3 separate regions of the Homo sapiens genome follow, and all the other regions are linked to region 1. Evidence: chromatin contacts called from ENCODE Hi-C or POLR2A ChIA-PET data. All regions are on one chromosome and are shown on one strand. The core of a region is the stretch at or near the end of the contact, and the rest is flanking DNA. Distances in the headings are between cores, read along the strand shown.

The links. A loop is a pair of places that touch in the nucleus more often than their neighbours do. ChIA-PET counts read pairs that join two places held with the same protein, here RNA polymerase II (POLR2A). Pooled maps may share reads with other maps.
Region 2: a pooled map shows a loop between it and region 1 (5-fold over the local background). The contact joins two enhancer-like sites. A Hi-C loop is called at or near these places in 5 of 37 single-sample maps with no recorded cell type and 4 of 50 pooled maps. POLR2A ChIA-PET finds 5 or more read pairs at or near these places in 2 of 52 experiments (activated CD4-positive, alpha-beta T cell and activated T-cell).
Region 3: a loop to region 1 is called in a map of B cell, with 2.5 times the contacts of the local background. The contact joins two enhancer-like sites. A Hi-C loop is called at or near these places in 3 of 168 maps with a recorded cell type or tissue (B cell, left lung and transverse colon), 16 of 37 single-sample maps with no recorded cell type and 8 of 50 pooled maps. POLR2A ChIA-PET finds 5 or more read pairs at or near these places in 4 of 52 experiments (OCI-LY7, T-cell, activated B cell and 1 more).

The regions. Positions count from the first base shown.
Region 1 is chr10:45,652,275-45,655,114 of GRCh38, forward strand. It overlaps ZFAND4 (zinc finger AN1-type containing 4), which reads right to left. Exons shown (of 10, transcript NM_174890.4): 3 at 710-785. Among named protein-coding and RNA genes, the nearest start is that of ZFAND4, 19 kb to the right of the region's middle. RefSeq lists an enhancer at 2,322-2,421. Within about 2 kb of position 1,425, at least 2 of the 41 ENCODE cell types and tissues checked have a DNase peak (open chromatin) inside an H3K27ac peak, as active enhancers do; they include OCI-LY7, where a contact is called at or near this core.
Region 2 is chr10:45,419,278-45,422,117 of GRCh38, forward strand. All of the region lies in intron 4 of ALOX5 (arachidonate 5-lipoxygenase), which reads left to right. Among named protein-coding and RNA genes, the nearest start is that of ALOX5, 46 kb to the left of the region's middle. RefSeq lists enhancers at 1-355, 356-1,047, 1,076-1,577. Within about 2 kb of position 1,359, at least 33 of the 41 ENCODE cell types and tissues checked have a DNase peak (open chromatin) inside an H3K27ac peak, as active enhancers do.
Region 3 is chr10:45,459,249-45,462,088 of GRCh38, forward strand. MARCHF8 (membrane associated ring-CH-type finger 8) reads right to left here. Exons shown (of 8, transcript NM_001282866.2): 6 at 1,983-2,163; 7 at 1-19. Among named protein-coding and RNA genes, the nearest start is that of MARCHF8, 75 kb to the right of the region's middle. Within about 2 kb of position 1,408, at least 6 of the 41 ENCODE cell types and tissues checked have a DNase peak (open chromatin) inside an H3K27ac peak, as active enhancers do; they include OCI-LY7, where a contact is called at or near this core.

The DNA.
Region 1 (2,840 bases), core at 175-2,674:
GATTACGTGTTTTAGCCTGTTCATTTCACATTAAGGAAAAGGAGGCCCAGAGAACAAAAGTGGCATGCCGGAGACCCAAAGTGCAGAAAATAGCAAATCTATTTAATAAAACAGAAAATAGAAAAATAACAAGGTCTCCTGACTCTCAGTGCTCTTACAGCTATTCCACACTGCCTCTTATCCTTTTACTCTTTTCTTAACAAAAGAGTGATGAATTATGTGAAAGAGGGGAGAAATAAGAGAGACAAAGTGTCAGAAAGTACGTTGGTAGTCACTGGTGCACACAGCATTGCTTAGTAACAAAAGGAGGGCTTAATGAGAAAGGAAAGACTTTGGGAAGAACAATTCTCTCTTATCCAAAACTCTTGTAAAAACAGAAAGAAAGGAACATAGCCAGGAAGGAATGGTTCAATATTCAAAGAAAGGAGAAAAGTAGGCAAGAAGATAATAGGAGGATTTCAAAAGGCAGGAGATAAACAGCTTGACATGAAAAATGAAAAGGGAAAATAAATGTATCAGAGGATAAAGGTTAAAGTAGTATACAGTACCAAACTAATGCATCTAAAGTTCAGGATGTATAATGAAATCTAGGAATGTGAACTATTCAGGAGAAAAACAGACATGATCTAAGAGTTCAAAAGAAAAACATTAGCATATGGAGTCATAATACTAAGTGCCTACAAAACAGCCAATATGCAATTACACTCACTTGTAATCATTCAAGCAATAATCATTTTCAAGTTCCATGTTATTCCAAATTAAGTGTTGTCGACAGATGGGAATACCTTAAGGGAAAGTTATTAAAAAAAAGTGTTAAAGAATTCAATAGCATCTCCAAAAGAGTATGATACAAATCTATTTCATTAAGGAACTAAGAGCACTAAAAAATTAAACATTCTTCTAAATTGAATGCTAGGTGCTAAAATTTACAGAATCATAGGTAGAAGGCATGCCTAAAAGGAGATATAGTCCAATCCATTCACTGTAGAAAAGAACAGCATGTTGCAATAACTCTCTGGTCCTAAAACAAGGTATAAGATAGGGATCCCTTTAAAAGGCAAGATATCATGCTCCTGCACAGCAAAAGAAACTATCAACAGAGTAAAGAGATGATCTACAGAATGGGAGAACATATTCACAAACTATGCATCTGACAAAGATCTAATATCTACGATCTGTAAAGAACTTAATTCAACAAACAAAGAACAACCCCATTAAAAAATGGGCAAAGGACATGCATGAACAGACACTTCTCAAAAAAAGACATATATGTGGCCAACAAATATATTTAAAAAGCTCAACATTACTAATCATTAGACAAATGTAAATCAAAACCACAATGAGATACAAGCTCACACCTGTCAGAATGGCTATTAATAAAAAGTCAAAAAATAACTGATGTTGTCAAGGTTGAGGAGAACAGGGAACGCATACACTGCTGGTGGGAATGCAAATTAGTTCAGCCATTGTGGAAAGCAATGTGGAGATTTCTCAAAGAGTTTAAAACAGAACGACCATTGAACCCAACAATCCCACTACTGGGTATATACCCAGAGAAAAATAAATCACTCTATCAAAAAGACACATGCACTAGTATGTTCATCACAGTACTATTCACAATACAAAAGAGATGAAATCAATCAAGATGCCCCTGCAACAGTGGACTGGACAAATAAAATGTGGTGCATATACACCACAGAACACCATGCGGCCATAAAAAGAATAAAATCATGTCCTTTGCAGCAACATGAATGCAGCTGGAGGCCATCATCCTAAGAGAACAAATGCAGGAACAGAAAACCCAAATAACATGTGTTCTCACTTATAAGCAGGAGCTAAACACTGAGTATATATGGAGACAAAGATGGGAACAATAAACACTAGGGACTACATGGGGAGGGAAGGGGATGTGGGTTGAAAAACTACCTATCGAGTACTATGCTCACATCCTGGGTGACAGGATAATTCATACACCAAACTTCAGCAACACACAATTTACCCACGTAACAAACCTACCCATGTATCCACTGAACCTAAAAGTTGAAAAAACAAAAAAAGATATTGGGCTGGGCACAGTAGCTCATGCCTGTAATTCCAGCACTTTAGGAGGCCGAGGCAGGTGGATCACGAGGTCAAGAGATCGAGACCATCCTGGCCAACATGGTGAAACCCCGTCTCTACTAAAAATACAAAAATTAGCCAGGCATAGTGGCAGGCGCCTGTAGTAGCAGCTACTCTGTAGGCTGAGGCAGGAGAATCACTTGAACCTGGGAGGCAGAGGTTGCAGTGAGCCGAGATTGCGCCACTGCACTCCAGCCTGGCAACAGAGTGAGACTCCATCTCAAAAAAAAAAAAAGATATCATGAATCAGGCCTGAAGAGTTTAGTATTTGAGGCCTAAAATGGAAATCAAAAGCAAGCAGGAGTAGCTATTCTTATATCAGAGAAAACAGAGTTTAAAGCAACAATATTACAAAAAAAGACAAAGAAGGTCATTATATAATGATAAAAGGATCAATCCAACAAGAAGATATTACAATCCTAAATATATATGCACCTAACTCTTGAGCTCCCAGATTCATAAAACAATTGCTATCAGGAAAAGAGATAAACAACAACACAATAATAGTGGGGGACTTTAACACTCCACTGACAGCACTAGACAGGTCATCAAGCCAGAAAGTCAACAAAGAAAAAATGGACTTAAACTGCACTCTAGAACAAATGGACCTAACAGATATTTACAGAACATTCAACCGAAGAACTGAAAAATATACATTCGTCTCATCAGCACATGAAACATTCTCCAAGATAGATCATATGAGAAGCCACAAAAAAGTC
Region 2 (2,840 bases), core at 109-2,608, 230 kb before region 1:
GCCGAGAGAGAAAGCGGGGCACCCGGCCGGGGGGGTCATTTACAAGGGACGCTGGGCACGAAGGAGGCTGGGGCGAAGATGAGTCCAGGGGTTGGGTTGAGAGCGCTGCGCAGCCGGGCTGAGAAGAGAAGCTGACGAGTGACTCCCGACAAGGGACGGGGGAGAGGGAACCTGGGGGCAGGCAGAGGCCTAGGGGGTGGGCTCTGAGGGCAGCCACTCCCACCGGCCCTCCCCCAGCCCCGCAGGCCAGCCACATGCCCCGTGCTCCAGACGACCCAGCTACATGGATGGCAGCGTCCTGAAGGGGGATGATCGGTAGGGAGTGGGTGCGGAGGCTCACGCCTGTAATCCCAGTGTTCGGGGATTCCCGAGCGGGAGGATCGCTTGAGCCGGGGAGGTGGAAGCTGCAGTGATCTGCGCCACTGAACTCCCGCCTGGGCGGCAGAGTGAGACCCTGTTTCAAAAGGCACCAGGGGTGTAGGGAAGGAGCGATATCCCCCAGGCAAGGAAGGCTGCGGAGGGGCCAGGCCAGGAGAGAAGGGCCCTGAGCTCAGTGGACGGGCAGGGTGCCTGTGGAGGAAGGGAGGGACGTAGCAGCAGGAGGAAGGGTGAGGACCCAGGCTGGGGATCGGGAGAAGTGATGGCGGAGGAAAGAGAGGCCGGAAGAGGAGGGGGCCTGCTGGCCTGGCACTGGAAAGCAAAGCGTGGGTTTGTATATGGGAAGAAGACCACATCCCCTCTTATCGTCATCCCAACTCAGAAACCATTTGGCCCCAAGTCACCAAAGCACTCATAGGAACCACTTTTCCTGTGACACAAGTAGGATTCTCCCACTTTTAACTTCCCAAATGCTACCCGAAAGCCTCTGAAATCCTTGGAAATTTAAAAAATAATCCCCTTCTATTAACTGATGCCTATAAAACATATTGACTTTCATTAAATTTTGTTATGAAATCAGGGATGTGTCCCATTGTAAAATAAATTTGTTTGGAAAATGTAGGGTGGTATCCCATCTAAAAATCAGACGAGGCTAGAAAATTTCAATTTTATTTGCTAAGGTAGCATCATGTTGTTAAAAATGCATCATAAAATAAGACCAAGAGTTAATACAAAGCATGAAGTCATGTTTCCCTCAAAAAAATGATTTGTTCTGTAGTCAAATTAATTTGGAAAACATTGCAAACTCTTCAGCAGTGGTTCTCAAAGTATAGCTTGCGTCAGAATCCCCTGGGGCCCTTGCTAAAATCTGGATGGCTACACTCCCCGCCTAGAGTGGGTTAAACTCAGTGCCCACTGGCAGGAAACTGAAACTTGGCTGAAGTCACCGAGGAGGCCTTCCCCGTTAAACCTCTGGCTGGCGACAGCTTGGTTTCCTCGCCGCTGCTTCTGAGTAATTCTGGCACGCAGTTCCTCCTAGCCACCTGCTGTACCTGGAAGGGGGCCAGCCCTCCTCAGCAGGCTTTGCTCCTGCCCTGCACAGCACAACTGTGGCGTAAAAAATGGAAAAGCTGGTAGCAGAAGGAAAGAGCAGGGAGACAGAGGTTAGGTGAACCTCAATGGCCTCATTAAAGCAAATTGAGAAAGAGAGTTTCCTTCCCAGTGAGGCGGGACAGTGCAGAAATGCGGCCCGTCCTGGGAGAAGTAGGGGCGAGGGGTGGGGGGCTCACCGGGCACATGGCCAACAGCTGGTGCCCAGCCTGGGCCACAGTTTGGCACAGGAGAAAGCTGAAGATGCAGGAGAAAGCTAGGTCACTGCCCCTAGGCCAGGTGATCAAGGTGGCTGTTACCTGCCTGTGTGGCCTTGAAAAAGCCTGGTGCCCTCTCTGGCTTGCAGGGTCCTTCTTTTTACAAAAGCGGGTCTTCGAAGCCCTGAATATTCCAGTTATCTGTAAGGATATAGAAATATTTTGCCTCTAGATGACATGTAAATATGTTCCTCCTAACTCCACTTCTTCCTACATCTGTGGCTTCTTCTGAGAACTACCAGACCCACCCTGTTTTCAGAGTAAACCTCCTGTTTTGAGGTCAAACAGACCCAGCTGGGTAATTGGTGACTCACTCCTGGTTCCTCCAAAGAACAGGGGCAAGGGACCACCCGGGACCTCAGGTGCCCCAGCACAGGACCTCTTTCTGGGGCACCCTCTGGCACTGGGCCATCTTCAGGCCCTACAGGGCTCTCGGGGCCTGCGTAGGCCTCTCATCTCCCAGAAATAAGTTCTTTTCCCCACCCAGACTGACACCAGATGCTACAGTGAGGTTTACCCCTCCAGCTTGACAAGCATTCCTAGCCCAGAACACTCAGCTGACGAGGGGTGCTGGGGGAGGAAGGAGGCAGCAAGGCTGAAAGAAGCTTCTCTGGGTATTCCAGTGCCTGGCTGCTGGTCGTAGCCATGGTGAGACCACAGCAGCCTCCCTGGAAGCAAGCACCTGTGTAAAAGCCCCTCCTTCCCCACAAGGGGCTGGATCCAAGTGAAGAAGGTACCAGAAGGACTGGAAGATGATGCTGGTATTATTCGACAGCTCCAGGGTGCTGTAGCACTGAGCACCTACTGTATGCAGCCCATCACAAAGCCAGCCACACTGCCCAGGCTGTGCCATGGCAACTTCCAGCAGTACACCCTCTCGGTCACCTGCAGGCTCCTTGTTCATCCTGACACATGAGGAGAAAAAGACAGTACTCACAAAGGCCTCTAGCCTTGTGGCCCCAGGACCCTCTCCTGAGCATCATGGCCTCCTAGGAGACCCAGGGTAGCCAGGACAAAGGAGAGAAGCATTTGCTAAGCTAAGAAAGGATGGAAGGGGATTGCTGTTCTGCCTGGATGCACCCCTAGACCTGGCAG
Region 3 (2,840 bases), core at 158-2,657, 190 kb before region 1:
TCATCTGCAACTTCTCCCACTAGAAAGACAACACAGAGTGTGAGGCTCAGGCTTCTGGGGAAGGGCTCCGGTGGGGTGAGAGCATTGTAGGTAGGTAAGATTGGCTTTCCACCCCACTTCTCCCTTCCCAAACTAGATGCATTCCCCCAAGTATTGTTCTCCTAAAACCACTTGGCTTCAACCAGGTACCAGGTGCAGCCAACTTTCTATGCAATGAAAAGAAGCCAGGATCAAGATGAATGCAGAACTACCATCAAAAATCCCCTTGTCTGCTTATTCTTGCAAGCAGACATAAGATGGCCTGATAAAGAATTCTATGATTTCAGTCCTAATGAAAACAGTATGTTGGCCCAGGACCCAGGTACTACGTTTTAAGTCTCCCTGATGTGCTGACTGGCATGGACGAGCGGAAGAAGAGGGTTGATGATGCCACAACACACTAGCAGATGGGTCACACTACATTGTGAAGGTGAATGGCAGAAGACGCTCACTCTTTGGTCCTTGCTACTTTGGCAGCAACAGCTCGAAATCGACGCTAAGAGTTCCTGGTACAAGCAGACTCTGCTAGTCCCATCTCCTCTAGGAGCTCATTAATTTACTCCAAATAGCCAGACTTTCTTTTTCATTTACTGGTTTCCGAATCAGGAGAAAACACATAAAGGTAGAGAGAAAGAACAATGTGTAAACACTCTGCACATATCCTTTGCCAACCCTAGTCACAGCCTCTTTCCAGATGAGTCTATGCAGGGTAGTTGAAAATAGAGCCTCAAGGACTTCCCATGTTGAGAGATTAGCATAGAGTAGGCACCCAATAAATTACAAGGTTTCTACTGGGCAAAACATTTTTTTAAGCAGTTTGCACAAGCCTTCTCTAAATCTGGTTGTTTTCTGCTGGGATTTTATACACTAGCAAGTTCCCTGGTCTTCCTACCTATAATACAGAGTCAGTGCCTCAGTGCCCCATGCTCCCTGCTACTTCCTACAACGCACGTAGCTTGACACCCTGTCAATGTTCACCTTCACCTTTCTAGGGTATGCTTTACTCCACAGACAGCCTGACCTCTCTAAACTCCTTGCACTCTGCCTCCAAATCCTAGTGATCCTTCAAGAACTGCTCTAAAACCCAAACACCCTATGAGGCTACCATCGCTCCACTTCCCCAGCACTCTAGCTCATAATGAGCATTTCCTTTTCTGAATGACTGTTATGCTCTACCAGCACACCATTTAGCATTTAATTGGCTAGTATTTGATTATGTGACTTATCTTGCAATTTATATATTAATGTTCTGAGATAGGAACAGTTTTTTATTCTTCCAGACAAAACCTTTTGTGCTGGGCATCTAGAGAGATATATGAAACAGTCAAAATTTAAACAGGAAGCCAGTGTGGCGGACAAAGCTCCTCTCAGAGGGAGCAGTGACATGGGCCTCCAGACAGCTGCGTGTCATGCAATGCCTGTGGGTCCTTTCTGAAGACAGTTGCACATCACGCAACGTTTGTGCTTCCTTTCTTTTCCCTATCCACCTACTCACACTCCCATCCAGCAAATAGTTATCATGGGTGTATACAAATAAATTTACTGTATGCTACACTGTGCTGGGTGCTGGGGAGATACTAATCTCCAACAGACAGTCCTAATCAGAGAAGCAGGACGTCAACAGTTAATATGTATAAAATTAGGTGCTAAGATATGTCACAAACAGTCTGTAGTCAAAGGCCAGAGGACTGACACCGACAAGCAAGCAGTCTTACTTTGAAGGGAAAAGAAGGATTATGAATGGTCAGAAAGAGCTTCTTCCTGAGAAGAGGGACTTGAAAATCAGCACCAGAAACAACAATCTCTACAATGCAAATGTAAGCACCAGCCCCAGCTTTTTAAGGAAATGAACGCAGGCAAGCCATGACCTCATGATCTGAGACACCAGCTTTCTGGGGGTCACTGGTTTCAGGAAGGGTGAAGCATCCCTTCCTCCCACGTACTTTTCTCAGTGGCTTCAGCTTGGTCTCCATGATGAACTCATACTTGCAGAGCTCGCAGCAGCGCGTGTCGGAGCTCTTGATCCACTGCTGCAGGCAGGCCTGGTGCACGAAGTGGAGGCTTCCTGTGCAGTGGCAGGGGGTGATCAGGGGGCTCTCATCATCTCCTTCACAGTGGCAGATCCTATGGTGGAAGGAAAACCTGTCATTCCAAGGACAGTCCCATGACAGGGAAGCTGACACTTCAGTGGCAGGTTAATCCCCCCAAAGGAAACTCAGAAACGAACATTACAGAAGTGACTATGGGCACAAAAACATACAAACACAAACGAAAACAATCACTACAAACTAAAAATGTCTAGCTTACCGCACCAACATGGAAAGTCTGGAGGGCATTTGGCAACAGAAAGGAAAAAACGATGTAAGAAATGACAAAGCTGTCATTTTTTGGTAAGAAATAAGAACTTCACTGAAAGATGAATTTAAAGCAACATGGAATCATTTTCCAGAACATAAGATGGTAAAATAATTAGAGGGAAAATTTCTATGTAAAACAAAACCTGCATTCCAACATCCAAAAATACCAGTGACCTTAAATGACGTTTGCTTTTTAGCTATAATCACTGACTTTACCTTCATACCCCACAACTACACATTTCTGTCGTCTCTCAGCAAGTAAACAAAGATGACAGTACCTCTCTCCTAGACCTAAAAAACTCACCATTACAAGATGCTGCAATTTCATCTCTTTTTCTTGGGACCACTAATAGCAATAAGTGAGAAATTAATTTGAAAGCACTCTCTATTTCCAAGGAAGTATGCAACAAGGTGTAGCTACTAGCCTGAAGGAACTTAACAGGC